Regions from separate parts of the Homo sapiens genome. Here region 2 is linked to region 1. A link is a loop called in an ENCODE intact Hi-C map of the cell type or tissue named here. Cell type or tissue: K562. All regions are shown on one strand. Links, peaks and the distances in the headings refer to the core of each region. The heading gives the core; the rest is flanking DNA. Region 1 has its middle 57 kb from the start of MIR4795. Region 2 has its middle 220 kb from the start of VGLL3.

Region 1 (16,949 bases), core at 4,366-9,365:
CCCTCTGAGTCATTAGTTATTTTTAACCCCTAATAATGAAGGCTTTTGGTTCCAGCCCCTGCCCCTTCCGAGGTGCAAGATGACCCCAGAAGGATTAAGTCTGAACCAACCCCCTTCTAGCCCCCCTACCCTACACACACACAGACACAGACACACACACACACACACACACACACACTTTCTTCTCTTCTGACAATGCTAGGGACAGACCACAAGTCCCTCATCCCTCAGTTCTCCTGAAGTATTTATATATCTGTGTTTGTGCTGTGAATGGAGAGGAGGAGAGGGGAGGAGGTAAGCTGGAGTGGTATTTTCCCTTCTAGCTCTGAGGATTCATCTTAAGGTTTGTCATACAAAGTGAATGGCCTCAGCATCCTCAGGACTCTGAATACCACGATTCCTGGCTGTTTTGCTAAGGCAAACAAAAGACCTTTTTACACATTCACCCTAGGGCAAGTTTGCCAGTCTAGATAGGCATAAATAATAAAGAACATAATGATCTGCTGAAAAGTGAAGGATCTGGCCTCATGCAGAGAGCAGTTTCTTTCCCTGAACAAGTGAAAATCAATTACTTTCTGATAGAACTTTCCTTTGATAAGATGCTCTCATCATAGAAGTCCCTATCTCAATACCATTTCACATTGTACGCAGGTAGATAAATCATTAATCAACCTTCTCAACGGCTCTTTCTTCTAAGTTGGATTTTGTCATTTTTGTGATGCAGAGAGAGTATTTTCAATAGCATGTTTAAAGCAGTAATACCACATTGCTAGTCCTGGAGATTTATGACTAAGGGAAAACAATACTCCAAGGACCTTCACCTACTATCCACCCCTCCTCCCTTTATCCTCCCTCTCTTCCATTATACTTCCTTTTCAAGTTGATAACCCTAAAGAACCACGTTATACAAGGCCATCTGCTGTTCAGATATTATTTAATTTTTAGATTTCTTCTAAAAGTTAAATGACAATCCTCTTATTTCCAGAGTAATTGGATTTAATGTACAATTAGAATAAAAATACCTATTACCCGTCAATGAATAAGAAGTTATAGTTTCTCTTTTCTTCAGCACTTTCTCTGCCCCAAAATGAAAAAAAAAAAAAGAAGAAAATGGCAAGGAAGATTTAATTTTACCTCAGCCTAGTCATTTTTCTGTGTTGCTTTTCTTTTAATTACTCTCATTTAATTTTTTTCAATTACCAGGATAGATATTAATTTGACATAGTTAAATTCTCATATCTTTGATAAAATGCACTATGCTTGAAAATTTTTGGTATGGCAGAACTTTCTGATTCAAGTTCATTAGTAGCAAGAAACTCTTACATGCCATAAGCACCACTTCTTTTAAAAACCGTGTTTGAATCTTGCTCAAGTTATTAAGCCCTATATTTCCATTCAGCAGATATAAAAAGAGTGCTAACGTGAAAGCATTGTTGAACTAGTTTCCAAGGCAAAGCAAATTTTACAACACACAGAGCTATTTCCATCTTTGACAAATGGAAATTTGTGTGACAAAGTATTGTTTTATACTTTTCTCAATCCATATCCATAAGAACTCACTACCTGTGGGAGTTAAAAGTCAAATTATATGACAAATGTGCTTGAGAGCTAGAGGTGCTTAGTGGCCCTGAGTGACACTGTTCTAGAATTGATAATGTCGATAAATAACATCTATATTAATAGAGGTCCTTGCCTCAGTTTTCTTATGCATAAAATAGAACTTGCTATATATTTTGAAAACAGGAATTAAATATTTAACATAATTCCTTCTTTCGATCTACATATATATGCATATAAAGCTTTAGGGCTATCTACATACATGTACACAGGTTTGCTTTTCTAATGTCATTGTATAATATTCAATCCTAAATGTATTTTATAGCATCCTCATACTCTATCAAAATCCATTTTAACTTCCCTAACCTGGACTATAAATCTCCTTTTCCTATATCCACAAGGCAATCTCAATTTTTAATGTTCTGCATGGTATTAAGTAAAAGTCAAATGGAAATTACAATATAATATGAAAGTTTAGAAATAAGTGATCAGTCAACCCCGTATCAAACCAGAAGGTCATTCATGTTTGTCTTATGTAGACTTCTGTGCTGTGCTCACCCTTTTCCCTTTGAAAGCTTCCTTTTTCTCTGCGGGTCTGTATCATTTTGTTGCCTCCTGGCTTCCTGGGACAAGAGAAGTCTCAAAAGTTTTGACCACTGTCCAATGAAGGACAGTAAAAGACTCTGAGACCTGCCTACTCTACATGTTCTCATTTTCCAGTATAAAGAAGAGAGATGAAAGAAATTGTAATAAGTTCGTTCCTAACAACTCATTTCAGTGGTTGTTGTTTTTTTTTTGCTTATTTTTACTTAATCATTATTTAATTTACAAGGGAAAATTTCAACTCCGTTTACGTGCTGCTATATTAGTCCGTTTTCATGCTGTTGATAAAGACAAACCTGAAACTGGGTAATTTATAAAGAAAAAGAGGTTTAATGTACTCACTCTTCCACATAGCTGGGTAAGCCTCACAATCACGGTGGAAGAGCAAGGGACGTCTTACATGGTGGCAGGAAAGAGAGAACATCTGCAGTGAAACTCCCTCTTATAAAACCATCAGATCTCGTGAGGCTTATTCACTGTCATAAGAAAAGCACGGGAAAGACCCACCCTCATGATTCAATTACTTCCCACTGGGTCCCTCCCGCAACATGTGGGGATTGTGGGAGCTACAATTCAAGATGAGATTTGGGTGGGGACACAGCCAAACCATACCACATGCATTTATTTTATGAAAACAGTGTTCTATAAAAATTTTTTAAACACTCAAGAATTTTATTTTAATTATCTTCATGGTACATTTTAAGTGGCAAAAATTCATAGAGGTAGAAGTGGAAGAGATGATGTATCTATTTACCTTGGCACTATTATGTATATTTTATGTATATATATTCTAACCACAATGTATATGTCTTAAATTTCAATTACTATAAAGTCAAAAATATGCAATTCTCACCATGTATTGTTAATCAAAAGATAATCCACAATAAGCCTAAACTGATAAGGAGAAAGCTAAGCTCACTATAACCTAACACATTCACAGACACACACAAACACATTTTGTAAAAAATTAAAGACCCTAGCCAGCTAAAGGTCAAGATGACTAATAAAACAAACTGTGCTTCCAGAAAATGGTAGTTCCGAAGATCGATAAGTATTTGTAGCAGGAGCTTTGTAAAGTAGTTTGGTAATCCTATTTCGAAGACTGGTAATTATCCTCCTCAATTCAACATATCTCCCTTAATTGTCCTTAACAGTAAGTATGTTGCCCTTAGGATACAAACAAATGAAATTCTATGGAGTTACTCTTTACTGGCCTACATGAATCAAATAAAGACTTCGATTTTTGGAGTTGAGGACAGTATTTTGAAAGCCGCAGATCTTAAGTCTTCACATTGGTCCATTCTGCTTCTGCCAATCTTCCTAAACTTAGTTTGCTTTATGGAAATGTTCTGGCTCCTTCCCCAAATCAAACTTACCAATTCTATGACTTATTTTTTTAATACCCTACTCTTTTATAGAAAAAAATAAATTCTTCTGAGAATACTAACTAACACTACTGGTATATCACATTACCCTTCCCAAGAGATAAACGTATGAGACACAAGTAACATTTATGACGACATTATTTTTTGGAGAAGACTTCAGTGTTATAATCAAAAGTATACATAGAATGGTAGGATTTTTACAAATAATAATAGGATAGTAAAAAGATATTTTGTGTGAAACGATCTATTTTTCCTCCTTAAATTATTTTATATAGACTGCAAATTATTTTATACTTATTTTTTGACTTGGCCACAGCATCCGTACAATAATAGATAATAGATGTCTGATGTTTTTGTAAAAATAACTTAATACAGATATACTTTTTGGAGAAGGATGCTTGCACCTAACTTATTTAGCAATTATTTCTTAGGTTTCAATTTAATATTAGTATCTTCCCTCTTGATCAAAAGCAACTAAATTTAAAGTGGAAATACCTTCATTTTATTCTAGGAAGAACATATGGACCAAAATTTTTTGAGATTTAATCTCAGCTCTTTTACTTGCTGACTTCATGACAAGATTCTTGACCTTAACCTTTCCAATGTTCTGTTTCAATAGGAAAAATCCATATAACTTTTAGGGTTGCTGTAAAAATTAGAATGAGTTCTTTTATGTGAATACATTTAAAAATCATGAAGATCATGAAAGTTATTATTTTTATTATTATAACCAAGGTTTTAATATTATGCCTATTGTATCATTAATCAGTTTTCTTGTTGTTGTTTCTGTGATATTTTTTATTTAGAAAAAAATTGACCTTCCCTAGCTAAATTCCTTTTTTTCCTGTAACTTTTTAAAATTAAACTTTTAATTCTGGGATAATCATAGAATTATATATCCTGTTCAGTGAAATGTCTGTTTATTGATTTTGGCTTTTTCTAATTGGATTGCTTTTACTGCTGAATTTTGAAAGTTCTTGTGTTTCACATACCAGTTTGTTTTTTTTTTTTTCAGTCTGGTGCTTCTCTTTTCATCCTTTTAAAGTGTCTTTCGTAGAGAAAATGTTTTAAATTTTGATGAGGTTCAATGTACCAATCTTTTTTTACAGTTTATGTTTGGGTATTAAATCTAAGATGACTCTGCCTAGCTATAGATCCCAGTAATTTTCATCTATTTTTTTTCTAGTGTTTTATACTTTTCAATTTTACATTTAGGCCCATGGCTAATTTTGATTTCATTTTTGGTAAAAGGTGTGATTTTTAGGTTGAGATTCATTTCCTTGCCTATGGATGTCCAATTTCTCCAGTATAATTTGTTGAGAAGTCTATCCTTACTTCATTGGATTCTTTTGCACCTTTGGTGCAAGTCAGTTTGGCATATTTTTGTCTGTCTTTTTCAGTGTTCTCTATTCTTTTTATGTATCTATGTGTCTATCCTTCTGTTAGTACCACACAGTCTGGCAATAAGCCTTATGTATTAGGTAGATTAATTTCTCCCACTTTATTCTTCTTTTTAAAGATGATTTTAGCTAATCTAGACCCTGTGCCTTTTCCATGTAAATTTTACAAAGAATTTGTCTAAATGTATACAAAACTGCTGAGATTGTTACAGGAATTCTATTAAATGTATAAATCTATTTGGGAATAATAGACATCTTTATTATGTTGAGCTGTCCAATCCATGAACATAGTATGTCTCTTTGATTTGTTACCATAAAAAATTTTTTTTTACTTTCCTTGGAGTAATTATAAATGACACTGTATTTTAATTTTAGCTTCCTCATAGTAATTGTAGAACAGAGAAATGTGTGTTGACTTTTTATTCTGCAACTTTGTGGAACTCACTTGTTAGTTCTAGGAGCATTTTTTATAGTTCCTTTGGAATTTTCAATGTAGACAAACATGGCATCTGTAAATAAAGACAATTTTATTTCTTCTGTTCTAATCTGTGTATTTTTTATTCCTTTTTCTTGCTTTATTGCCATGATTAGATGTTCCAGTACTAAGTTGAGAGAGAGGTGAAAATGAACAGCCTTATCTTATTCACAATTTCAGAAGAAAACATTCAGTCTTTCTGTTAATCTATACTTAGATATCCATGGAGAATAAATATAAGAGTTTCTGTGTTATTTTCATTTCTGAATTAAGTATCTAAAAGCAAGACTGAGCCCCAAAACAGACAAGTGCATAAAGTCATGGAAAATGTAGAAAACAAAAACTGCATAACACAAAGCCCTAGCCAGGAGTTAGGGAGGGTATCAAGGAGAGAAGGTATCAAGACAGGTAAATTATAAATATTTACTGGTTTGCTTAAAGGAGAGAATGAAAATGAATCTAAATGTATTAATGATATTCTGAGTTTAAATTTGAGGCTAGCAGGCAAATTATGATGCTCTTAAATGTGGTAGTTAAATGTTAAATAGAAAACTGTTTTATATGTATGTAATTCTGGAATTCTGTATATATGTATAATTTATTTCAACCCTCTATAATTTTAAAAATTTGCTATTTTTAACTTAAAACACCCTATCTATATGTATATATACAGCATTCTACAGTTACAAACATTTGTATTTACACATGCCCCATTTTATAGAACAGTGAGGATTAAAAAATATTTTCTATATCTCTTATGTGAAACTCCACAAAAAGATATTCAAATATAGTCCTGCCAAATTTTACATAAAAGATGTGGTGAAATGAGTATGAGAATGCTTCAGTAAAGATACATCAAATCAAAATTTACTAATAAAAATAACACATATTCTCAGACACACTATAGAGGGAAACACATTAGATATCCTTGAAGTTTACAGCTGATTAGATCTGAAAATTTGATCTTGATGGAGATTGGTGAAATGATTTACTCTGGCTCATTTGCAAATGTATGTAATTTTCAGAAATGTAAGTTATCCTTTTTGCTTTAAAGAAATGTATTTTTAGTGTAGTCAGAATATCCCGATGCATAAAGTAAAAAATTATGCATATGCGAAATGAGACAGTCTCGGTCTCCTAGTTTTCCATTTGAATTAGACAAATAGGGATCTAGTAGGTAACATGTCTCCTGAAAATATGGTTACATTTTATAAGAGTGATTAAGTGGTCCAGTGCTCAAAGAATGAGATAACATTTTGAAATCAGCTAAGAATTCAAAGAACCCAGAAAACGTTGATGAGTGCTTTTCGAAAAACCTTATGAATAGGTTAGTTTCAATTTTCTGATTTCTACACGGAAAAAAAGAGACTGCTACTGCCATCTGTTGGTCAAATAAAACATCGTCAGCTCTGGTCAACTGATTGCCTTGCTGTTAGGCAAAACCTTTGAAAGCAGGCAAAACCTTTGAAAGCGTGCAAAGGAGTTGTAGTAACCCCAGTTTAGCTATCTCTGGATAAACCAGATTCTGTTAGAATATCAACTAAATATCAAACAAAAGGCTACTGTTAAAATAAACTTTCTGCCCAGTGCATTGTTCTTTCCTAGTGTTTTCTGTTTAAGAAAGGGAGGATGTTCACATCTTGACACGAAGGGATCTGCAAAAACAATGTAGCTCAGAACTGAAGTATCTGTGGGTCATTATGTTTTCATGTGTGTGTATTTGTATGCATATGCTGTGTGGGGTGTGTGTGTGTGGATGCAGGCGTGGGTGCGAGAGAGCAAGAGAGACAGACAAAGGGACAGGGAGGCACACAGGGACCGAGACAGGGAGGCAGAGAAAGAGATAAGTGGAAGAAAGGGATGGAGGATAAGAACATATGTAGTAGATATTCTACCTATAAGGCACAAGCAGTTTGAAAACACCCTTTCCATCATTCTAATGAGAGCATTATCTTCAGAAAATGACCATTAGCCAGGAGGCCAGAATTGTTCCTTGTTACTCAAGGTGTAGACCCCAGCAAACTGTATCAGCAGCACCTGGCTGCTTGTTAAGAATGCAGAACATCAGAGTCAATTCTAAAGTCAGAATCTAATTTAGAAATAGGTTTTTTTTTCAGATTCTTAATCTGCATTTTTAAGCAGAACATCATAGTCAACCCCAAAGTCGGAATCTAATTTAGAAATTGATTTTTCAGATTCCTAATCTGCATTTTTAAAAGATCTTCAGATGCACTTAATATAAGCACACATATATATATATATATATATATATTCACTTATGCTTAAGAAGATGTTCTAGTTTGATTTCATCAATGCATTGAAACAGATTGTTTGGCATAATTGTCTATTACATTCATTGATTCAAAAATGCACATTTTAAATTTATATGTAACATTTTTGAAAGTGTGATGTGTACTATAATCTATAGTGTCAGATAATTTATTTAGTAATAGTGGTTTTTATTTTACTTTAGTGGCATATAGCATAATGATGTGTCTTCAATTAAAGAAATGTTGAAATATAGTAAGCATCATTTTGTTAAACAGAGAAGTAATCCCGTGAGATGAAACATAGAACAGATAATAAAGAATAGCTAATATTTGCTGATTACTTATTATATTCTAGATGCTATGATAAGTGCATGCATTGTTATATTGAATCATGCGAGGCATTCTAATAAGCCACATTTTATAGACAGAAACTAGGGCCAGTTAAATAAACTTTCCATGTCACTGTATGAATTGTAAATATTAGATTCATATTTTTCATCATAAACTATTATTTTGGAAAGATGCTTAGTGAGTGCTTACCTTATCTTGCTGTGTTATTAAGGGCCAGCCTCCTAAGATATTAGAAAACACATGTGTCTTGAAAGTGTGGGGAAAAGCCATAGGAATTCTCTAGGAATATCTGTATTTGATAAAAAATTTTTTACACATCTATTCTTTTGTTAATGTTACACAAAGAAATGAGTGCTTTCTAAAGTAATACCATCCAGATTTTACCTCCTATCTTTCAGGCAAGTGCCATGGTATACAACTTTCATAAACTACATTGCTCAATGACAGCATCAATACCTCCAATTTGGGCATCCTCCAGGGAAATGGTCATAATCGTAATCACTATCAGTTGAGTACTCACTGTATCTCAGGTACTGTGATAAGCCCTTTGCATACGACAACATCCACATTATTATGTTCATTTTGCTATTATTATTTTAGCAGAGACGAAATCTCACTATGTTGCCCAGGCTGGTCTTGAACTCCTGGCCTCAAGCAATCCTTCCACCTTGGCCTACCAAAGTGCTGGGATTATAGGCATGAGCCATCAATTCCAGTCTATCATGTCAATTTTGAAGATGAGTGAAGAGATCTTAGAAGACTTGAGCTCTCAATGTTGTACAACCAGTAAATGGTGGAGCTGAAGCTTCCTAATTTGAATTCACATGGATGACTAGTAGGAGAGGTGAAGAAGCATTTATTAATAAAGTTGCTGCAAAGATAACAAAGCTGACAAAAAAGGTGCCTGATTTGCATGAGACAGTCTGATTTATGGTTTTTCTTCCAGGTTGTTAATGAGGGCCCCTTGCACTATCAACATTGTCCTGGCTTGAACAATAAAACATAGTTCATCTCCATGTAGTAAGCTAACCAGGATAATTCATAAACAATCAGAATTGGGCTTCATTCTTAGTGAGTTAGGGTATTTAGAAGTAGTGGGTTCCATTCAAGTTACTTTGTGTGCACCTCAAATAACTGGCTGCTGGATACTTAAATCAGAAGGATAAATAGAGAAGTATTTGCATGGCTTGGTCCAAATCATGTATACAAATGTGATTTCTAAGGAATAACAGCACCCTAAAGCTAGATCATCAGGGCAAGGACTTGCTTTGCTGACACCAGTTTAGAAATAAGCATATTTATTACACTATATAAATATTACTAATAAGAATGTTGATAATAACTCCCCATTAAAGGTTGCACTCACTGCGTGAAAGCCTACGCCTGCTGATACATTGCCCACAGGTTAAGTCAAGTTGATATAAATACTGTAGTGTGCCAACAGAGAAGAATAACACAAACACAAGTTCCAAACAATTATGGAAAAAAGCCATGTCGTATTGCACTAAGTATTTTAAAGGCTTTTTTACTGTAATAAAAACATACCATAGACATATATTGTTTTACAATATATATATTTTTTCACAATTGTAAAACTTATGTCATTCATCATTTTAATTGGTATGAGAGCATGACTGAGATCTGAGTAGAACAAATTGTCTCAGGTATGCTTAGAAGATCGGTTCAGCTTAAATTAAAAGGTGTTTTCATGCTGGGCAGATGCAGAGATCTCTTTGTTTTGATCAATTTATCTCTGCAACTCTAGAAACACCTCACATATTGTCATAATATTTCTCACTGTTATTTGAATGCATAGTGAAATAATATAGTTATCAAGTGACACTTTCAATGTGTTCATTTGTGAAATAATACTTTCAAAACACAAAAATAGTGTAATACCAACACAATATAAGTGACCAAAAAACAGAAGGATGAATAGGAATGGCAAACCAAAAGGAACTTCTTTATCTCCAAAAGGAAGTCTAAATTTTCTGATATTTTTCTTGTGGAATTTTAATTCTAAAATTGCAATAAAGAATCTTAGATTTAATGCCTCTAAATTTATTTTGGCAAAGTTTTTGCGTAGTCAAACTTCTATCAATATGAATAATTTAAAAGGCTTTATCTTCTCTCCTCAGTAGCATAAATTTTGCTATACTTCTTAAAAAGTTCTCTCTCACACATTGATAACATAACCATCATCTTCATATCTACTTTTTGGGGGGTTGAAAAATAAAAAAGGAATCTTAGACCAGTAGGAAATACAAGGGAAAAATCTAAATGATTTTCTGAAAGTTTTAGACTGTATAGTATAAAAACTGGGTTACTCCATCCCTAAGATGAATTCTTAGTCATGACTTTCATAGTTAATTTCTTACTCTTTCTACTTTTAACATGTAACTTCTTTTCTTTTTATGATTGTATTAATTAATAGGACTATTCGCCTGTTGATTTGTCCGTATTCCTATTGAATTTCTACAAACAGCTTTGTATTTCATGTGGTATTAATATATTTTTCCTGTTTGTATAAACACAGAAATTAGGAATAGTGAGAAAATTTCACACAGCCACACATAAAGCAAATAATTACAGCATACTTCACTCTGATATCATAATAACAGCTACTGTTTATTTGGGCCTATCATGTACCATACACTTTATAAATTATCTCAACAAAGCTGCAAATTATTATCATCATTGTACAAATTAAAAAATTAGGATTCAGAGAATTGGAATGATATGCTGAAAGCCACAGTGTGATGTTTGTATTTGAACTCTTATCTGTGTGGTGCAAAACTTGAACTTTTCTCACTATACTATTTTGTGGTAATTATCTAATCTATAACATTATCTATCTATCTAATCTAATGCCAACATTCTCTGTGCTGTTTCAGGCCCTAGGAAAGATAACGTGCTCAGACTAGTCACCACCAAAGAAAAAAAAAGCGGTATTTCTTTAAGGCAGAAGAGATCTAAACATGAGGACTAAATTAGGAAGATGGATTAGGGGGATAACAGTGGAGATACTATACATACTCCAATTACTTACAAACTATGTAGGGAAATGTAATTTTGCTTTAGAGATGTTACATATATTCTTTGAACTTTAATGAAAAAATCATTTATTCCTTTAGCGCAAAATAACCCTCCTAAATACTAATTGATATATTTATTGTTAATCTGTTAGGAAACCATACTTAATTGACGCCTATGCTCACCCCCCAGTTTATTCCATTTTATTCTTAGTTTTTCTTTTGAAAAGATACTCTTTACAGTAACTTAAACAATACCAACACAAACATTTTAAAGTCTTTCTACATGGAGATATTTGTTTCTTTACTGCTCCTTTTTCTATTTACGCGTCTTCTCCAAACATTTTTAAAAATCTATTGATTTTTTATAGTATAGAAATGAAAATGAGAGTTCAAGTAATTATCTTCAATATACAAATTTCTTCTACAAAGAAGTGTGGGGGAAAGAATAGAAACTGGTTTTCCATGAGTTAACTGAGTTGACTTCTTGTATCAATTAAGAGCATCGTATAATTGCTCATCTTTCATACTCTTGCCCTGTAGCTATAATGAAAAGAGAGAAAAAAGTAATTACTCATGCTTTGCCTTATTCTGAATTGGGCAAAATTCAATAGTTTTTCAATTCTACATATGGTAGAAATTCTGTTTATTTTAGTCCTGAGACCCTGAGATATTTTTCTAGCACATGGTGGACAGAGACCCCTATTTCTGCATTTAGATCATATGTTTATTTATGTCTTAGTAATTTTAAAAATACCAGAACAAATGGCAAGCCAATCCATAATGTCTTCTGCATAACTGTGTGGGAGTCAAACCACAAATATTATCTGTATTTATTTTAGGCTCTCCCACCCTTTGGCTGTCTTCGTAGGACTGTTTACCAGGACGACACTCCTGGGCAGCAGTGGCGCCACATCCATTTGGCATAGCTGTCTACATGGGATCTTTCCTTCTGTTGTCTTTCTTTGGCACTAACTAGTGAATGAAGTCATGCAAAAATGTCTGTCTAGTCATTGAGATGCCTAGGTCTGTGATGATGGAGACTGTTAATCTGGTAGTATTTCCTACTGGTTTTGAATTATCTTCTCTATATACAGGCTAGTGGTTGGCCTGAAAAATGTGTATCAAGCTTCACATACCTAGGAGTGATGTGTACAGGATAGGAGCACAGTACATGAAGTAATGACCCATAGTGGAGATAGGTCACCCTCTCCAGCTGGTTGGCAAACTCTCATTGAGCTTTCCAAATAGCCCTTAATTTGAGTTTTATCTAGACATACTTTCTTGGAATTATGGACTATACACAATGGTTTCGTATACACTCCTGTTACTTTTCAGATATTGATAACCTACTTGTATCACAGCACAACTCTTCAATTTGTCTACAGACTGGAGAACGAGAAAAAGATTTAGATGTTTTCAAGGGAGTAGCTGCCAGTTAATCATAAATACTTATTATAAGCACTCACTATGTGATATGGTTTGGCTAGGTATCCCCACTCAAATCTCATCTCTAATTGTAATCCCCATGTGTCAGAGGAGTGACTAGGTGGGAGGAGATTGGATCATGGGGGCGGTTCCCCCATGCTGTTCTTATGATAGTGAGTGAGTTCTCATGACAGCTGATGGTTTTCAAGTATGGCACTTCCTCATTCTGGCACACTCCTCCTCCCGCCTTGTGAAGAAGGTGCCTGCTTCCCCTTCTCCCTCTGCCATGATTGTAAGTTTCCTGAGGCCTCCTAGCCATGCTTCCTGTGAAGCCTACAGAACTGTGAAGTCAATTGAAACTCTTTCCTTTATAATTACCCAGTCTCAGTATTCCTTAGAGCAGTGTGAGAACAGACTACTACACTGTGTGCCCAGAGTACTTAAAAGAACAGAGAGAGGGAGAGATTATTTATAATGCAAGAGTGGTGTCAAGAAAAGGTTAGACTGGTTAAAAGTATTAAAAAAATTCAGAGGACATAGGAACTACTTAGGCTTCATAGTAAGGCAACATTTGGCGTAGAAGGCAGATCTGACAAGTCATCAAAAGCTGACCATGAGTCCCACAGATGAAGTTAAAGGATCATTAACATCATCAACAAACATTTACTGGATATCTGTAATAGGCATAGTGCAAAGTGATTGTACAAAATGGGGGGTAGCAAAATGATATAAAACATAATCCTATTACTCAAGATGAACAATCTAATCAATAGCACACATCAGTACAAAAATAAATAGCAATTCATGACAACAAGTTGTAACGCTAAATACATGATTCTTGACAATAAATATTACATAGTAGAATGGGATTAGGTGGTCAGTAAAGAATGTATGAATTAGGTGAATTTTTCAAGCCTTAAAGTCATGAGGATTAGATGAAGTGTGGTGGCAGCAGAAACAGTGAAGTAATGAGGCCATTGTTAGAATTAAGGAAGGTTGAAGAAAATATTAGTTTAGTGGGAAATAATGTTGATTTCAGTTTAAGGCCTGCTAATTTTGAGTTAACAGTGGAGCAGAAGAGAAGTTTAGCATACAGGTGGACATATAGGACTGGCATCCCCAAGGGTGTCTACATGTACACTATAGTCCTAGCAACCTCTACATGTCTTCAGCTTAATCATGGAGCAAAGCCATTTGATTCAGGTCCTCATCTTGAATCATAATGGAAGTTAAGACTGAAAGTGTAAAAAGAAGTCAGAGTTATCATAAAATTGAAACAATAATAGATCTTTTAATTTAAAAACTGACAAGTTGAACTTTAAATCCATTTTTTTCTTCCCACATATTCAAAAAGACTTCAAGTCCATTTTAAGTCAATTTGAGTGACAAAAATGCAACCTCAAGGATGGAACTGAGTCCTTCTGCCGGTCTTTTATTTCCTAGAGAGTCTCAGATACAAGAATGTTGTTCCTTTGTTAGGTGGAGAGTAGCAGCAGAAACATGTGTGTGTGTGTGTGTGTGTGTGTGTGTGTGTGTGTGTGTGTGTATGTATATATGTTCTTGCTTTGCAAGAATGAAGCTGCCTCAAATTCTATTTCTCTCCTCCCACTTACTGATTTCCAAAACCCCAGGTGTGTGGAAAGGGGAGGTAAGGACATAAATAGTAGGGGTTCCTTTAATATCTAATGTCTGTGTTCAGAGGAATATAAAAAATTTAATATGATATTTGGCAAAAGATGAACATAAAGCCAATAAGAGAAGAGATCAATAAACAATATGGTCAAATCCATTCCACAGAATACTTTTATTGCACCATATTGAATTAATAGAAATGCCTTTGGTACAAATGCAAAATTATTTATGAAACAATAGAAAATCTGCTTTTAAGTAGGAAAAAAAATCACTGCACATGATTTCAGTGGAAAAAAGAACCAGATGTTACACATACTTTAAAAAAACACAATCCCATATGCAGCTCCCCATGAAATATTCAGCACACACAAGTTTAGGGCTTACTGGCTTGATTTCTTTCCTCCCTCTCACCTTCATGCTAATCTTCCACATGTCAGCATTTTTTTTTTGGAATCAGGGTGTGTTACTAAAGTCAAATATAGACAGCCAATTGAGGATCGGTTCCAGTTGAATTTTTTGTAGAATGCCCAGCAATGTCCTCAGCCGTAAAAAAAGGAAGAGGGTGCAGTCACTGCATATCAAGAATGCAAGCTTGCAGGCAGCACTGTACCATTTTCTATCTGTATAACCAGAAGTGGGTTGACCTCTGCTAATAAAGTTAGTAATTGAGCAATATATGAGTAAGGAAAAGGGTTATTTAAATACTCCAAATTCCTGTATTGAAAATGAAAAGTTAGACATAAGCTTACCAGTTAAATTCCCACCACCAAGAGTGACCTATATTTAATTTGATTCTGGTATTGTAACTGGAACTAAGTTTGTACGTTAAATTAAAAAAAAACACACTGAATAAAAAGCAGCTGACTATTCCAATCACATATTTATCCACTTTGTTTTCTTTTCAATTGGCACCAGAAGTCCCAGGAACTCATATGTGCACTATTTTTACTAGCTTTGCTTTTCTAATGTTGCACTTAGACTTTTGACACTCTTTTCTGTCTGTTTTTTTTTGCCCATCACACAATTAGATCTGGAATATTCTGAAATCCATAGCCATTATTAAGAAATACCTGGATACTCCATCACCCATTCAAAAATGCAAACCTTTTGTTTTTATATATGAATTTACTTCTAAATTTAACAATATCAGGGCTATCTACCCTGAGTTAGACTTTACTTTGATTGTTTAATCATAATCAACAAAAATCATTTATAATTAAATAGAAAAATCAGGAGATTTTAGTTTCCCTTTGTTTTCTATTAAACATAGAGACAGGCATGTCCCACACAGATTTCAGATTTGTCCATGAGAGTAAGAGCCAGTCACTCTCTAAAGAGCCTCAAGATCCAAGATCCTGTGGGTTCCAAGTGCACTACAGGCTGGCAGCAGTGGGTTTTCCCCTAGACCTATAGGTTAAGCTCCTGTGAGAAGACTGGATGGCTGGGATGAGGGAAGAGATGTTCTAACCACTACTACCATTTCACTAAGAGTAAAAATATATCAATCACAACCTCCTTTTTCTTTTATTAGAACACAGATAGACAAGCTTTTCCAAACATTTTATAAAGCACCGACAACATTCTTTCCTTCAATCAAAGTACATAAATCACTTACTTAGGTATTTTGGATTTATTAATGAACAAAGATAGCAAGACTCTTGACCTCCATAGAGTACTTATATTAAAAATGATGTAGATTTAGTGTTGCCCAGGCTGAAGTGCAGTGGCGTGATCTTGGCTCACGACAACCTCCGCCTCCTGGGTTCAAGCGATTCTCCTGCCCCAGCCCCCTGAGTAACTGGGACTACAGGGGTGTGCCACCACTCTCGGCTAATTTTTTTGTGTTTTTAGTACAGACAGGATTTCATCATGTTAGCCAGGATGGTCTCGATCTTCTGACCTCAAGATACGCCCGCCTCGGCCTCCCAAAGTGCTGGGATTACAGGCGTGAGCCACCATGCCTCGCCTCAGCTGCTTTTTATTCAGTGTGTTTCACGGAATAGTTTTGGAACTATTTGGAACTATTTGCTTCTTACTCAGTGTGTTTCCACAAGCTTTACCACTGGGTGCTGTGGCTCACACCCGTAATCCTAGTACTTTGGGAGGCCAAGGCAGGAGGATCACTTGAGCCCAGTAGTTGAGACTAGCCTGGGCAAGAAAGCAAATATATACAAAAGAAAGAAACAGAATTTAAGGCAGCTTCATATATAAACAGGTCTAACTACAGAAATAGCATATGGATGTATATGCAATCAAAGCATGCCAATTAATATATATTATTCATGTACATTCATATATAATTTAAATATACGCATACATGCAGCTATGTTCACAGAGTATGTGTGGTTTCTGTATAGACTATCTTAGAAGACAAACAGAAGTCATCTTATTTGAGAACAAGAGTCATGAGCTTGTCAATTTAGTCTACCTTTCATAATAAGAAAGGCTCTTATGACACATGTAGGGGATTTTCCTGAAGCTCTCTCATAATTCTTATAACCCATAGCAATCCAAAAGATACTTTTAGTCAAACTACAGAAACAGATTCCTGACAAGATAATAAAGAAAAATAAAAGTAGATGGAGAGGGATACATAAAATGCAAATCAATACATTATCAGATACCATGAAGATATATCAAATATTTCTGTCCTTAGTACTGAGCAGAAAGTCCCCGTAGTTAGTACTATACCTGATGAGAGGCCCTTTAGTTATCAACTATTTAGTACTAGACAAACGACAAACCCTAAATCTGCTTTCCCTGCACAGTAAGAAAAGCTCAGCTATTTGTAACTAAGATATGCAGAATTATTTTTT
Region 2 (16,949 bases), core at 4,748-9,747, 390 kb before region 1:
TTCACCATATTCCCTAATGACAATATACGATCTTTTACTTTATTTGGGTGATGGATACCCTTAATTGTGTACTACAATAAAGAAAAATCATATATTTTCTTAAAGCATTAATGAAAAGGTCTTTATACTATCAGATCATCTTTGCCTTAAATGTAACAGGAATCAAGGAATATTCACTCACTAGCCTTCTAAATTTATCGATCAAATTTAGAATTGTGTGTTTAATAATAGTGTCTATTCAGAAAAACAGACTCATCTGCAATGGGTAGTAGATAAACAGACTTTTAACTCATTGAGTTACAGAGGTATATATATTGTCCTTCGAGTTATAGAACTGAAAAGCCAACAAAGACCTTCAGAAAGAAGGAAACAGAGGAGGAGGGATTATATTTCCTGAAACCAACTCTAAATGAGAAATTATATGAAGGTCTGTTTTATAGATAAAATTAAGCCTACAGATAAGTTTTCTAGTACTCACAGTGGTGTGTGTGTGTGTGTGTGTGTGTGTGTGTGTATGTATTCATTATATCTAAATTTTAAAATTAAATTAAAATTCTTTAAGAAAATTATGCATTAACCAATATGTCACTGCCATCACCATTTCCTATTGTCTTATGCACAGCACAATTCATACAATTATCATTTTTAGCAGCTCGTTTAGGTATTTCCATTTCTGGCCCATGCTCTACATAAACTATGCTATCTCTTATTTGAAATAGTGTTCTGTAAAAGCAATGGTCAAAAAAATATTGGTTTCTGATGTACAACTTTCTATTATCCCCATGATTATAGTTTATTTATATCTAGTCAAATCATTTCATTATAATTTTAATGATAACACCTTTAAATGTTTTTAATATACTTACTCATTTTTGTATATAACTTGTCAAGGAGTATAAGAGTAAACTTGCTATCTGAAGAGCTACAACCGAAGATAAAGAAAAATATAAAAACACAGTTTCTGGCTTGAATGTAAAAGGAGAACTATGTGAATAGATTAGTGTTTAAGCAATGAAATGAAGTCTTCACGATAGTTTATGTATTTGCCAATTTATGTATAAGCATTTTCTCCCCAAACACAAGTTTATTGCAAAAGCTGCCCTAATTTAATCTTATGTATGACTCAATTTAATCATCTTTTGACTGAAGCCAGAGGTTCTTTATACCATCTAGTGCTCACACCTAACAAATGGGGAACAACCATAAGACTGAATAATCAAGCTTACTTGAAGGCCAATCACTGTTGCCATTTCTATGCATTCCTTCATCTTTAATCACAGTCTTTTTGATTTAGACAACTTATTAGAGTTACTAGTCACAGGCAAGAGAAATCATTGTGAGTTCTATAAGCAGAAAGGCAATTTATGAAAAGGATACTGAATAGTTCCAAAATCACAGAAAGGGCTGGAGAACTGGTCTGAGGGTTCTCTAGCTTGAAACTGAACCCCAGGCCCATCCTGCAACAAGACAGCATCACAGCTATTGCTGCTAATCATCACTGAATGCTGAAGCTCTAAAAGCTAACCCCAGATACTAGATCTACCACCAACACTGTTGCCACAACTGTCCTGGGAATCTGAATTAGCCACGCCTGCTTCTGTCTCTACTGGGACTCAGTGGTAGCTCCCTTTCTTTCCCTCACTATCTCCTAATTCCAAATCTAGGCACATGCTTGCTGTGTTTGACAGAGCCCAGGTCAGGCATCTATGTTCTGCCCATAAGTGATGCTGGGAAAGGATATGCATGTCACTGACATCGTTCAGTTTGGAATTTCCCAAGCATAGGATAGTAGTTCAAATGGGATATCCAAAAAGACTGATACATGTCCACTACAATCACCTGCAAGTTTTCCCTAAAATTGGAGTCTGACTTCAGAGGCTGATAAAATTAATTTACTTATAAACAGACAGTCTCTACTGGAGACTCTGTTTATAAGTAAATTAGGAAGGAGAAAGAAGTTGGCTGAAATCTGAAAAGTTCTTTTTATCCAAGAATTTAGATTAAGTTTACTTCTTAGCTTCATTTAGAAATAAGCCAGTTTATACCTGATTTGACTAAGTGAATGCTATTGGCAAAGCCACAAGTTTGAAATTTCTATAATATGACACCCTGTATTTTATGATATGCCTGTAATTTAGCTTCTTTGAGAGTAGGAAGTTTACATTTCTGTAAAACATTTTTTGAATTATAATTAACAATAAAAATGGTCAGGTAAGCAAGATGTGAATATATTTGAGACTATAGATTATAAGCATTACTGTATCTCAGCTAAGCTTATATGGTATATATTTGTCTTACTAAGACTAGAAATCTTTTGTTTGGATGTTTGGAAGTCAGTTGCCCATGGGCATCCCTTGGACACCCAAAATGAGAGTTTAGCCAATTTGCTGTTCTGAGCTGAAGTACTTTACCAATGGCCCCTACTGTGAGTGGGATTGACTTAGATTGTAAAATCTACAGGCACAGCAAGAGTCAGGGGTAAATCACATCTTAGAAGAGAGTTTCTCCTGCTAGCTGCAAGCCAGTATGAGAAGAAAATAGAGAAGACATGAAGGCAGAAAGTAAACAACAACAATAAATCTCAAAAGCAGTAACTATACAATAGGACTTCTATGTGCTTTTAACATTTAAATTCTGTCTCATTGGAGAGGTTATTGAGATTTAATTACAATTTGAGGCTTCATTTGTTTAAGATTTGATTTGAACTGTTTTATAGAAACATATGTCTGCTATATTTTGATAATTTTTTACTATAAAACCTCATCACAATGTAATATTTAATATAAATAATAGACGTCTAAATAGTAATAACTGTAATTCTACCATTCATTAACTGAATGAATTGAATGTAGGTATTTTTACCTACTGAAAAAGAAAGCAACAATAATGTTAATTTTTCTCAAAATTTTCATTCATTTCTTTATTCATATTACTAAGACTCTGACACTGGTCCCTTCATTGAATTTGCAATTACATTATATATATATATATATATATATATATATATATATATATATATATATATATATATATGTAGACTGCACATTTTTTGGCAGTTATTTGGCACACCTAAGAATCCATGAATCTTTATAAAAACTGTCTCCCTTAGAGTTCCTTAGGCTAGTTTAGAAAGTACTGCTCCACATTATAAGTAGTTTTTCTTGCCTACTCTGCACCTGATAAGAATATTTACCCCTTTTAAATATCAGTAGCCAATTACAGCTATGTAGCGTTTATGAACTAGAAAGGAAGAAAACATATTCTGGGATGTGTTCATATGTGAGTTCTCTTAAATTTTAAGGGAAATTGTCAGGAGAGCATATTTATGATTTTCCATTGTAAATGTCAATGGTTAGAATCTTATTTTGCTATTAAGTAAATAATTTGGGAGCCAAAGGATTCAATTTGGGGAATTATACACATACATGATTAATGTTTTAAAGTAAAATTACAAATTTTATTGATGTATCAACATACGCCTATTTTTAAATAAGAAGAAAATGCAGGAAAAAGAAAAGGCGGCCCCTATTCCTACCACTCAAAGATGCCTAGGGTTAATTTGGTGTATATTCTAGTATCCTTGTATTGTTTCTTTAAAATATGTTAATATGCTATAAGTCATTATTTTTATTTAATGCTATATCACCTATATTATTCATGTTATTATAGATTCTTTGTCATAATAATAATAGCTACATAATATCTCATAAAACTACTCTACTAGAATTTACTTAAGCATTATGACAATTTAAAGTATATACAAGGTTTCTAATATTTCAAAGTAAAAAATGACACTGAAATTTTAGGCTTACAGCATTGTATACATTTTTGAGTTTTTCCTTTGGCGAGATTTAAAGGACTAGAAGTATACAATAAGAGGATGTAAAATATTAAGGCTTTGATACCTAGTTAACAATTGCTTCTCAGCATTTTAACTAAGTTTCTGAGGGCAATATAAAAATACATATCAATATCTACCATGTATCTTTGTTATTTAACTTAGGTATTAGAAATTTGTATTAAAAATAATTATAATGGATAGACTAAAATAATCAGAGCTGTTTATTGATTTTAATAGAGAATATTCAACAATAATGGTTGGTTACCAAAAGCTTATGAACAAAGCTCTATAGCATGAAATATTACACTCAATAAAATATTATTGAAGCAAAAAGTAATGATATAAAATTATTTTTGATAGTTTAGATTCCAAACTTAGTTATAAAACCATATATAAACACACATATGTTTTAAATATTTTGAAATATATATTATATATACACATAGGCCTGATAAGAATGTATTTTTCAGTATTACTTTTCTCTTGTTTTTGTACATGTATTTTTATGTCAAAAATATATTTTTTAATCAGAAAAAACAAATAAGTTTGTACCACGCTTCATTTGTAAGAGTCTTGCATGAGAATGACATTTTTTATACTAAGTACATACAATAAAAGAGGAATGCAAATTTGAAAATAAACTATGAAAAATACTTTTGGAAATAACTACCATGTTTTAGACACCTGGCAGTTATAATTTCAAATAAACATACGGCATATTGTATAGCATTAATTTCTATTTGTAATGACTACATTATACTATACCTTTTCAACATAAATTAAAATCTGTGAATAAAATACGTACTTCCATCAGGAGTGAGCCTAGCCTAGTGCCAAAAAGACTCTATGCTTGAAGTATACAGTGGAACACAGCAAATCCATCCTTTTTTTCTTCTCATTTTGACCTTATTAGTGAGTATAGTATTAGGATATTCATTGGAAAACAATTGCACAATATATACTAATTTCATAATTTTAATAATCTATCTGCATTTTAACTTTTATATTCTCATAAGCACCAGTTTCCACAAAAAATTTTAATAGATTATCTCCTATAAAAATAAGTCTTGCATCCATTCTTGTAGACAGTTTTATAAAAATTGTGCCTTTCTATCAGGCTGTCATATTGATGGCAATGGCAAGCAGTTTGAAGCAGCCACTGCCATCACGCCGGCTGCAGCAGGAAGGCATTGGTCAGGACAGCATGCTCCACAGAGCAGGCAGGAGCCCCATCCTCCCAGGCACAGCTGCAGCCACCCAAACCACAGCTGTGCATCCATGCATCCCTGCACTCTTGGGGTCTCAGGAAGACCCCTCCTGCCCTTGCAGGCTTGGAAGTACCTGCTCCCACTGTCTGGCTTCTCCCCACTGTCAGCATCCACTCCAGTCTTGGAGCAATGTGGGGCCAAGCCTGGGCACTGTTGCAGCCTGGCCAGGGATGCACACACTTGGGACAATGCTGAGACACAAGGCCCCTGCTGCCTCGAGCCCCTCTGGACTTCGGGCGCCAACAGGCATGTGAGGGAGGCCAAGGGAGACTAAGGACAGCCCTGTGCTGGCCTACAGATGCCCCTTTGCATGAGCAGCCTGGGCACCATAGATGGCAGCAGGAGACAGACAAGCTCCTGGGTGGAAGGGGGCAGTCCCCAGTGAGGCCTCACCTTCAGGCCAGGGAAGGCCTGAAGGCTGGCAGTCAGGCTGCCAGTCATGCAGACTGGAGTAAGTGCATGTGGTGCCTTTTCCGGGCCACCCATGGCCACCCATGGACCAATCAGCACACACTTCCTCTCATCTGAGGCCCATATAACCCCAGGGCTCAGACAGAGCAGAACAGACATCAGAACAACTAGCTGCAGAGAGGAACAGTCCACTCCAGGGCCTCCTCTCTGCTGAGAGCTGGGGAGACAGGACAACCTCCCTGCAGAGAGAAGCTTCCCACTCCAGGGCCTCCTCTCTGCTAGGAGCTGAACACTCATCTGGACACTGTGGCTGCATGGCTGTGGAAAGGAGCTGCCCCCCTGCAGGAGACTTAGCTGTTATATCACTCAATAAAGCTCCTATTCATCTTGCTCATAGTCCCACTTGTTTCCATATCTCATTCTTCATGGTGGTAGGAGAAGAACTCTGGATCTGTCAAATGGTGGGGCTAAAAGAGCTGTAACACAAACAGGGCTGAAACATGTCCCTTGCTCGACACACTGCTGCTGAAGAGTAAAGAAGAACTGAGGCCCTTCAGAAATCCCAGACCTGGAAGCTTCTGTAGCCAGGGCGGTGACTCTTTGGGGCTCTGCAGTTCCTGGCATCTCAAGCCAGCACCTGGAGCTGCCTGTCCCGCTGTGGTAGCTGTCACATCTGATTGTGCTCAGTGGCTAGACCCCACATTCATTCACACACCCTTTGCTGTTCCACACCTGAATCACGCTTGGCAAGTATGGGACCCAGGCTGGTAGTGTGAGCTGAGTGCAGATTGCCAGGACAAGCAGGTAAAACAAGCCCAGTAGGCCCGAGCTACTAGGGCAACTAGGGCAACAATGCCACCCACAGAGGTTTCCGACCAGAAAAATGACACCCCAATGATCCTGTAACAATATAACAGGGTTAGAAATTAATTATGAATGCTAATCTTATAGAATAGTCATTTCCCAGATTAAGAGTACAGAAACAGGTGCAAAGGTACATTGACCTTTCTCAAAGAAAAAAAATGATATTCATTCCTTTCTATTAATGTTAATTTTAAGACAAATAAGTCATATGTTTTCGTTCATTTTATAATAAATCACTTCCCTTTCTATAATATGTAATATTAATTGTGTCCAGGTACCAGGACATTTTAATCTTTGCATTAGTCAATTCTCACTATATGAAAAAGTTGCTTCTCTTAGCTACAGATAATTATAAAGACCCAGTAAGTTTTTCATATACACCAGCCTTCCCTCACAAAAGCACGTGCATCTCCCAGCAGGTGGATGAAGACAGGGGCAGCGGGAGGCTGATAACAAGCTCTTTTTACTAAGCAAATATTTCAAAGGAAAGATATTAACTTATCAATATTGTCCTTGAGTATAATGAGCATTTTAAATAACACACACCTGAACTTTTCATTTTGAGTGTTTTATTTTAGAAATGTATGGCTTTCTGTATTTATCATTTATTTTGAAACTACATGTATCTGCTCTCGCAAACCTCTCCTTCATTCAAGAAAATAGACTCTCTACCACACAGAAGAGCATGAATGTGCAACCAATAATTATTTTTGTTTGTCTAATTATCATTCTATCCAAATAACTTCAATATATTTTTCTGCTTTTATAGGTAATTAATTTCTAAAGTTAGTATTGACAACAAATACATCATATACATTTTAATTTATGTGACATAACTAAGTGAACCAGTGTACATACAAGTGCTTGAGAAATTCCTACATGATTACAAATACTTAAACAGTACATGATAGCTAGTTAGACTTTTAAAACTTCACATAACATTTGACAGTTCCTTTGGAACCTGATTTGGAAGATTATGCCTTACGGCAACAGCTCTATCCTGTTCGTTCTAACCTTGAAGTTTTACATTTTGTAAATAGCAAAGCAAGCCTTGGAAAACCTTGTAATTGACAAGGTAATATATGAATACCATACAATGCATACACTGCATTTCTGTTTCTGTTTACTCATAACTTCATATGTATTAAATGACTGAGTCTGTAATTCCAATATGTAAATTCCAATTCAATAAGTTTTGCACTAGCCTTTTAAAAAAGACAAACTGTCGAGTATACCACTAGGTGGCAGAGAAAGATCAGAAAATTTCCATTACATACTCATGTATTAAAATGTATTTATAGTGCACTTAAAAGTCTTTCTTGAATTACATTTTATATATAAAATTGTGTTCGGTCTCAGTATGCTTTTAGTTATTATGAAAACATGTTTTATAAAGATTTTTACCAAATACATTTTAACAGGAAATATTTTATTCTTTGTGATATATACATATATGAAATATATAATACATTTCCGATATGTAAACACTATGTGTGTACATGAGTGTGTATGCACTGGCAAATTTTATACCCTATATAGAATAATACTTTAGGAAAAAGCAAAATGTAAACTAATCCTATGACATCCTACATTCACATTTTCTTTTGTGATAAAGTCTTAATTTAAAATTTTTCTAGCTAAGAATAATTCAATATAACTTATATTCATAAACTCTAACATTTTACTTTTATATCATTACATATATGACTGTATTTAAATTACTATATTTTATAATCAATGTAATTTGCTACTCATAGGTGTCTTCTAAATTATCTTTATTCATATTCATATTATTTTTGTAGGGTTACTGATTAATCAAAAGTTTCAAACAGCTACTGATATTTGAAGGAATGCTTCTACTTTCTATAGTTGATGAATTTGGTAAAATAATAGCATATTTTCTCTGATAATTCTTCGTCTTTACTCTCGCAAAGAGAGACAGTTTTTTTTTTTTCTAACAAAAAAATATGTGAAAGCAGCAGACTGAGCTAGCAAATGTCAGGTCCGGTTTTGCTTCCACAGCGGATATACTCTGTGATCCTTAGTAAATCAACATACTGATGCCAATTAATAAGTGAAAAGAGTTTAGTGACCTAAAATTCTAATGAAGGAGAGGAGAATGACTTCATTAATATGTAATTGATTTTTTTTTTTTTAGTTGCCAGGTTTAGAGAAGCTCGAACGGAACTTTTTACAATTTTTTAATTTTTAATTTTTGTGGGTACATAGTAGGTGTATGGATAGAAATTTTTTACTCAGTTTTAGACTATTATAAGCTTACTTGTTTACTTTCAGGTTGAATTTTTACAGTGTTCCTACGTTCCATCCTACCTGATTGGTCTTTTCATTTCTTACTTTTCCTCCCCAAATTTATCACCTATTATTTATCTTCCTTCATTCCCTCTCCACCTCTCCTCATTTGTTGTTTGAATGAATGAGTTGGAAAATAGGGATAAGATCTCGAAGAATCAGAAAGTTATGATTTAGAATTACTTGGTGGGGCAAAGGGATACGGATTGTTCTGTTTTTCTGAACTCTTTGGGAATTTTTAAAAAAACATTGGCACATTGACTTAGCATAAATAAAGCAGACTGGACATAAGGAAGATTCTCATTGCTGAGTTGCTGGGCAGAAATTTGGAATTCATTTCTGTATTTTCTAAAACATGTTATTATTTGCTAAAATATCTACAATCCCAAGCAACAAAAACAGATAAATAAGTTTAACTCTTTAAGTCTTTAATTCTGTGACTGATATGCTCACTTCAGGTAGGTAAATTATTTTCATAGCTGTGCTTACAAAACACTAAAACCTGTTTGCAATTATGATAGCACACAGTATATAGGCAACATTTTGAAGTCTTATGAGATTTTACTTTCTCTGCTATACCTTTGATGTTACTAGTAATATATTTAAAAAATAAATATTTTCAAAGTATTTTTCTCATCGAAAGAGGGTAAACACTTTATGGACAGGGACAGTATCTGAAACATTTTAAATGTCTGGAGATTCTTATTATATAGGCATTGAATAAATATTTGTGGATTATTTGATTACCTTCTTATCACCTAACTTCAGAAAAATCAAAATGATAGATATTAACAGAAATTCATTAGCCACACCAAGACCACTGCAGGCACCTGGTTTGAGCCTTCAACATTTTCCAGAGATTCTGGACTTTCAGTAACTCCTACTATTTCTATTCAGGCTAGGAGTGACAAGTTGGATAAAAACCATCACCTATAGGTAATTTTAGTAGCCTCTAATTTCCAGGCTAAATTGGAATTCCCCTCCCCAGGCCCCAAAATTAAAAGCAAGATCCAGGTTACTCTTTGGCAGATTATGACTGAACACATCACTCTGCCTTGGGATTGTTTTCTGCCCAGTGGTAATCAATATAAGCACAGGATTCCCAAATATGTGCTAACTGCCATCTTCTTATTCAGAAGTGGAGTTCTATCGTCCAAAAGGTCCATTTCTCAGATTTGCTAGATTACTTAGCAATCCACCAATTATGAAGTATAACCACAATGATGATGACAACAATATCACCAACACAGACTGATTTCTTATAATATGCCAAACATTATCCTAAGAGCTTAAATCGATTTGATACCTTTTGCTAAACGTGGTAAGATAACAATGTCAAAAAGCTCAAGAACAAAAATTGTATTTACTATGTCACCTGTAGGCTAAAATTGCCTGCAGTTTTGCTGCACAAATCAATGGGGGAATATTTTTCAATCTATTAACCTTGACATATATATGATATATTTTTCCTAATATTTTGAATTTTTCCCTTGATTTTTTTTAGCTCACTCTTGTAATCGTCCTAGGAAACCCTTACCACATATCAATCTGCCAACAGCTGAATAGATTAGTTCCTTACTAGTTCTTAAAAATTTCTTACTAATTCTTTCATCTCAAAGGAAAAATGATATATACATACATATTATACACACACATAAAATCTAATTATTTTTCCCTTAAAAAATCTATCCAGAATGTTACTTTCATGAAAAAAAACCCACAACCCTCTATGACCACATTTTCCCTAGATATAATGGATGTTGACAGACTTAAAGAAAAGAGAAAAAACATCACCAACTAAAGACACTAGTTGATATTACTGTCCTACTAAACTTTAAATATGTGCCTGTTTTTTTGGATTCTTGAAGTTAACCCGAACTTAGCAACTACAAACTTACCATTTAAAAATATTTTTCAGTTGAGAAACACCCTACTCTCTTTTGCATTGATAAAACGATCACATTAGAAAAATATGTTTTTAGCATCAGTCATGTTCTATTTGAAGCATTTTATTTGCTGTTCTCTCTACATTCTACATCTGCTTATATTAATAGAATATGATACTATACACAGGGGTTTACTAAGACTCTAACCAATGTTGAGAAGAAAGAAAAGATTTTTTTTTCTACACATTCTATGTCATTCCATTAAAATATTTTCATACAACACAAACCATCGCAAGGCAATACACTGTTAGTGGCCCAGGATGTTCTCAGTGTCATGCATAATTGATGTTCAACAATTGGATTTTCATTTTACTTTCATATACAGCAGACATGATAAATATTATCCCTAAATATTTTGTCTTTTATTTCGCTATTATATTTTATACTTTTATTATCTTATATCTATCTCTTGTTTTTCAAGAAAAGTTTAAATCCCATTGAAAACTAAGCCATTTATAATGTTACAAAAAGAATATCATGTGCTTATTTAAAAAATAGAAGCTTTATAATAGATTAATTATCTAATTTTATTTTGAGAATCTAGCAAGTTAGGAGTCATGTAAACTCATAAAATACTCACAATCTGCTTTTAAGTCTTCTAAATGTTGGCGGGAATGTTAAGGAATTGCAGAATAAAGTCCTCATCCACATGGAGCTTAGAGCTTGCCTTAGTCTGTTTTGTGCTGCTATAATAGAATATCTAAGCCTGGTTAATTTATAAAGAAACTGTGTCATCTCATAATGGAAGGCAAAAGGATAAGAGTGGGTCAAAGAGAGAGAGAGGATAAGAGAGACAGAGGATAAGAGAGAGAGAAGAGAAAAGGAGACCAAACTTGCCTTTTTACGATGAACCCATCCCTGTGATAATACACACACTCCCAATGGCATTAACTTATTCATGAGGGCAAAGTCCTCATGGCTTAATCACTTCTCATTAGGCCCCACCACCCAATACTGTTGCATTGGAGATTAAGTTTCCAACACATGCTTTTTGAGGTACACACTCAAACCATAGCATTCCACGACTGCCCTAAAACGCATGTTCTTCTCATGAGCAAGATACATTTATTCCAATCCAGTAGCCCCAAAGTCTTAACTCATTCTGAACCAACTTAAAAGTCCAAAGTCCAGAGTCTCATCTAACTCAGATATCACTGGGAACCAAGGCACGATTAATCCTAAGGCAAGTTCCCTTCCAAATATGAGACTGTGAAATCAAAACAAGTTATCTCTCTCCAAAATACAAAGTAGAACAGACATAGGATAAATATTCCCATTCCCAAAGGTAGGAATAAGCAAAAGGAAAGAAGTAATATGACCCAAGTAAGTCCAAAACCAAACAGGACACACAACACTAAATCTTAAGACTCTAGAAAAATTGTTTACTCTATGTGCCACCCCTTGGTCACACTAGGGCTGGGGTTGGGCCCCCAAGGCCTCAGATAGCCTTACTCATATGGCGTTACTTGGCTTGACTCACATAGCAGCTCTCACAGGTTGGAATCTCATGCCTGCAGCTCTCCAAAGTTGTTGTTGCATGATGGCAGCTCAACAGTTCTGGAGTCTATGAAGTGGCATTGCTCCCATGGCTCCACTAAGCATTGCCCTGGTGGAGGCTCTCTGTGGCAGATTCAATTGCACATTTCTGCTGGACATTGTTCTACTAGGTACTCTCTGCAGTTTCTCCATCCTTATGGCAAGTCTATGCCTGAACCCCTAGGCTGTAGGCAACATCCTTTAAAATTTAGGTGGAAGAAGCCATACCCCCATAGCTCAGGAACTCTGTTGGCTTGCAGAGTTAGCACGGCATGAGTGTTGCCAAAGCTTACTACTTATACTCTGCTCGAGGCACAGATGGGACAGCAGGAGAGCACTGTGCCTGAATGCAAGGATCAGACACTCGAGGCAGCACGGGGCAGCAATGGCTGAGATCCTGAAAGTGCCTCTCTAGAAACCTGGCCCTCAAGGTCTTAGCTTGCCTCAAAGATCTCAGAAATGTGTTTTAGGATCCTATGGGTACTAATTTTTCGAGCAAACAGACTTTTGGCCAAACCCTTGATTTACTCTCTTAAAGATGCCTTTTCACTCTTTATGTGGCCAGGCTGTGAATTTTCCAAATCTTTCCACTCTGCTCTCTTGCTTACTATATATTCTATCTTTACGTCATTTCTCTCCTTTCATATCATACTATACGTAAGTAAAAGTAGCCATGCAGCTCCTTCAATATTTTGTTTAGAAAATTTCTTCCACCAGATGTCTTAATCTCTTTAAGCTCTGCCTTCCACAAAGCCCTGGGATATGGACACAATTCAGCCAACCTTATTGACAATTTATAACAAAGATGGCCTTTACTCCAGTTTCCAATGAGGTATTTTTTATTTTCTGCTGAGACCTCATCACAATGGCCTTTACTAACCATATTTCTACCAATATTCTGAATGCAACTCCTTAATCAATCTCCAAGATGTTCCATCTTTTCCCTATAGTTCTTTTCTTCTTCTCAGCCCTCACCAGAATTGCTCTTAATCCTCTGTTCACAGTAACACAGGGTTTTTGTAGCCTGCTCTTCCAAATTTTTCCAGCCTCCATTCATTACCAAGTTTCAAAACCACGTTCACATTTTCAGGTATTTGTTATAGCAAAATCCCACTTTTCCATTTCCAAATTTCTGTCTTCCTTAATTTTGTGCTGCTGAAACAGTACCTGAGACCAGATAATTTATAAAGAGCAGAAACTGATGGGCTTACAGTTTCATAGGCTGGGAAGTCCAAGACCAAGGGGCAGCATCTGGCAAGGGTCTTTTTGCTGCATCATCGGATAGAGGAAGGTGAAAGGGTGAGAGAGGGTGAGGCTGATTGAGGAACTTGTCCTTTTATCAGAAACCCATTTTCCCATGATTAGAAATCTTACTCCGAAGATAATGGCATGAATCCTTTCATGAGGCACAGAACTCTTGTGACCTAATTACCTTTCATTAGGCTTCACCCCCAACATTGTTGCACTGGGGAATGAGTTTTGAACATATGCTCTTTGGGGGGCAAAAGGAACCATAGCAGAGTTCAGTTGTCCATGAGTATACAATATCCTAGCTTAGAAAAGTAAATTTTGTCTTTATTTTCTGCCATATTCTCCTCAGTATTGAGAGTTTGTTTGGCTTCTGTCCAAGAAGGTTTTTCTACGTAATCAATGCAAAGTGTTTTCTGAAGAGGATTAGTATACATGCCTATAAGAACAGCTCCAAGACACACTGTTCAACCGTTTCTTTTCTTCCCCTTCAGAGAACATTTGAGGCAATATATGAAGGGTTGCCAGGCTCAAGCCCAGCATCTCTTAAATATCAGGCAATTTTGTCTGGTTGTTATTAGTTTATTATATTTACTGTTACTTAGTTGGATTGGCCATGAAAGATTAGCCTTCTAGAAACTTTCTAGTCCTTGTCATTCATTTGATATCTGTCATGAGGCAAAAAGAGAAACTTGCACATTTTTAAATATGAACATGGGTTAGGGCGTTGCTTTAGTCTTTTGCCACAAGGGCACTATTAGATATGAGGAAGAATAATGCTTTGTTGAAAGGAACTGTCCTATGCATTACAGAATATTAAGTATCCCTTCCCTCTAGGAAATAAGTGAAAATAGCTTCTTTCCTCCAGTGATTGTTACCATTAGAACATCTCAATTATTTTACTAAAGGCTTAAGTGTGGTAGAGACATTACATTACAAGCCCAGAGAACCACTGTTATACTTAGGATATTTCTTTTCGACTAAAATAAAAACGTGATTCTGTATAAATTATAAATTAGTATATTTATAACACATATACAAAATTTAGCAGAGGAAAGTTTCAAGCAATTATAAATTCCTAAATAGTATTATTACGATACTCAGATTAAACCCTCAGGATTATTGCTCACCCTTTAGTAAGCCTGGATGATCTTCCAGAGATAAAGGGAACCATACTCTTTTTAGAGATACAAATAATTTTAGAAACAATTGCAGTCTATTCCCTTTATTTTACAAAAGCATATGAGAAAACGTAAGTCAAACAGTGGCTGTGATCACATTTTGAACCCTGAACTTGTGAAAAGAGGTATTCAAGACCATGTTCACACTAATAACATAACTTAATGTTTCTAAGGAGAAGGAAGTGAAAGGCATGCTTCTAAATGCTTTTTAGCCCATTTCCCAAACTAATTTTTCAAATTAGGACTATTTCTGTGTCTCATATAGTTCTAGGTCTAGCACCACTAGAGAATCTTAGGGCAAACTTCATTTTCACAGAAAAAAAAATTCCTTTGTCTTTTTTTTTTCCCATTCTAATTGGAATAAATAAAGCCCAAACAGAACTTTCACACAAAAGTGTCATTGTCACTGATTAATTCCATCATAACTTCTTTGGCTGCTGACATTATCTCCTAACTGTGGTGTTCTGAACTGTTGTAAATATTACTTTACACATTCTTAAAATGTCCCACTAATCATCTGTAAGGTAATCAGTTCCTTTAATCACATTTAAGTATGAAATCATAGATTTTATGTGATTTAATTTTATTCTTCGTGATAGCAATAATACTAGACTGGGGCCCATGGAATGTGGCATTTGTATTCCACAGGTTCATTTATGAGTCTTAATTATAATAGAATGCCCCGCTGGATAGAGAGTAGATCTGTTGTGAAATTCAAAATATTGCCACTGATTTTTGTATTATTATTATCTAGAAGCTTGCTATTCTATCACAAAGAGAATAAAGTTATTTGGGCCTAATTTATTCTTTACAGACCCTGGCTGTTTACTGCCTTGACGCTTCCTGTTTCTCTGGGTAATATCAAATTGATTAGTAAAAGAATCTTTACATGATCTTCCAAGTAATCAAAATTAAACTGTTCAGCTAGAATAACATATTCTTTTTATTATTTATTAAAGAGAGATGCTGCATAGTCTACATTTCTATTTTTTTATGAATTTTGCCTTTTAGAGTTAGGCTTTTAATGAACTTAAATCCTGACTTAAGGAATCTTAACTTTTAGTGTCTCCTCTTTGCTGTACTCCCTTTCTACTAATTTCTACTCCTTTACTCCAAAACTGTATTTGGAAATTAACCTAATAAAATTGCTCTCAGATTTCATCAGATTTCCATTTGACATGAAAAATGAAAAACAGTGGGAATCTCCCCTAGTACATTCCAAGTTTTCTTATTCCCATTGCTTTTTCGTCTCTTGGCATTAATTCATGTTTACACCCACTATGATCATTCCTTCCTCCATCTTCACTGCTTCTTGAGATAAATTGCAAACCGAGGTAACAAATCAGCAGCTGGAGGAGCAGGTACACAGACATCAGCTTGTGACTCTGCACATAAGCAAGAGTTAGCCAAGGGTGAAGAATCTTCCCCAAATTGTCTGAAAGTAATGGAAAATGTGGCTCATGTTTATATAACTTTATTAGGGGTAGTCAAACTACTTATCTAAAGCTTTTCAAAAATCAGAAGGAAAACAGCAGCATAATAAATTGGCCTCAAAATTAATTTGTTCAAAAGATCATAGAGCACTGGAAACCAGGGAATTTAAAGAGCAGATGCCCCTCGAGCATCTCAGGTATCATTTTTAAAAACCTGAAACAGACGAGAAAATATTTAATAAAGCAAATAAGATACACAGTTAATTATACATTTTGTTCTGATCGTCTGATGCAAGTACAAAGGGACTACTAAGAAGAAATTTTTCCATATATGGAACAGTATTTTGACATATGACATCTGTGCATACTTCCTTTCAAATTTGCTTCATGGTATAATTTTCTCAGTGTATTTATTAAGTGACATGAATAAAAACATTTCAAGATCCCATGGTGTGTTTTCAGAAAGATGTTTTTTAAAAAGTCTATTTTGAGGAAGATTCCACATTTGTTGTCTCAGTAGACATTTTCATGCTAGGCTCCGGAAGAAATAAGAGCTTCTGATTGTGCTAATAATTTAAAAACTTTAAAGATTATGTAATTGATGCAGTATAATTTCAAAGTGAAATTATATATCTGTATTTGATACTGTACAAATAAATGGAAATCTGCTTCTGTTCATTGTAGCAAATAGTTTTTGTTTTGCAACTTATTTATTTATTACTCCATATGTTCCCATATGCTGAAACAATATTCATAGAGAGCTCAATGGAAAATAAAATAATCAATTTAACATTGCAAATAGGTGCCAAATAAATTAGTCTTGCTGAAGAAATAAGTGAATTTCCAGACCTCAGATACTGAGGTTAGACACTTATACAGAATATAGTGGGGCCTTGGGAAAAATTTACTTG

Evidence for each region. A loop is a pair of places that touch in the nucleus more often than their neighbours do. Peaks named below come from ENCODE experiments on the same cell type or tissue, not always from the same donor. Only the 100,000 strongest peaks of a DNase experiment are listed, where the experiment ranks them.
Region 2: it touches region 1 in a loop (15-fold over the local background); 86 of 110 quality-filtered maps call a loop at or near these places.

What each region holds. Positions count from the first base shown.
Region 1 is chr3:87,161,263-87,178,211 of GRCh38, forward strand. No RefSeq gene overlaps it. Among named protein-coding and RNA genes, the nearest start is that of MIR4795, 57 kb to the right of the region's middle. In K562, for the core only: a CTCF peak has its summit at 6,802 (motif pointing left); no DNase peak of the experiment used is centred there.
Region 2 is chr3:86,766,666-86,783,614 of GRCh38, forward strand. No RefSeq gene overlaps it. Among named protein-coding and RNA genes, the nearest start is that of VGLL3, 220 kb to the right of the region's middle. In K562, for the core only: a CTCF peak has its summit at 7,626 (motif pointing right); no DNase peak of the experiment used is centred there.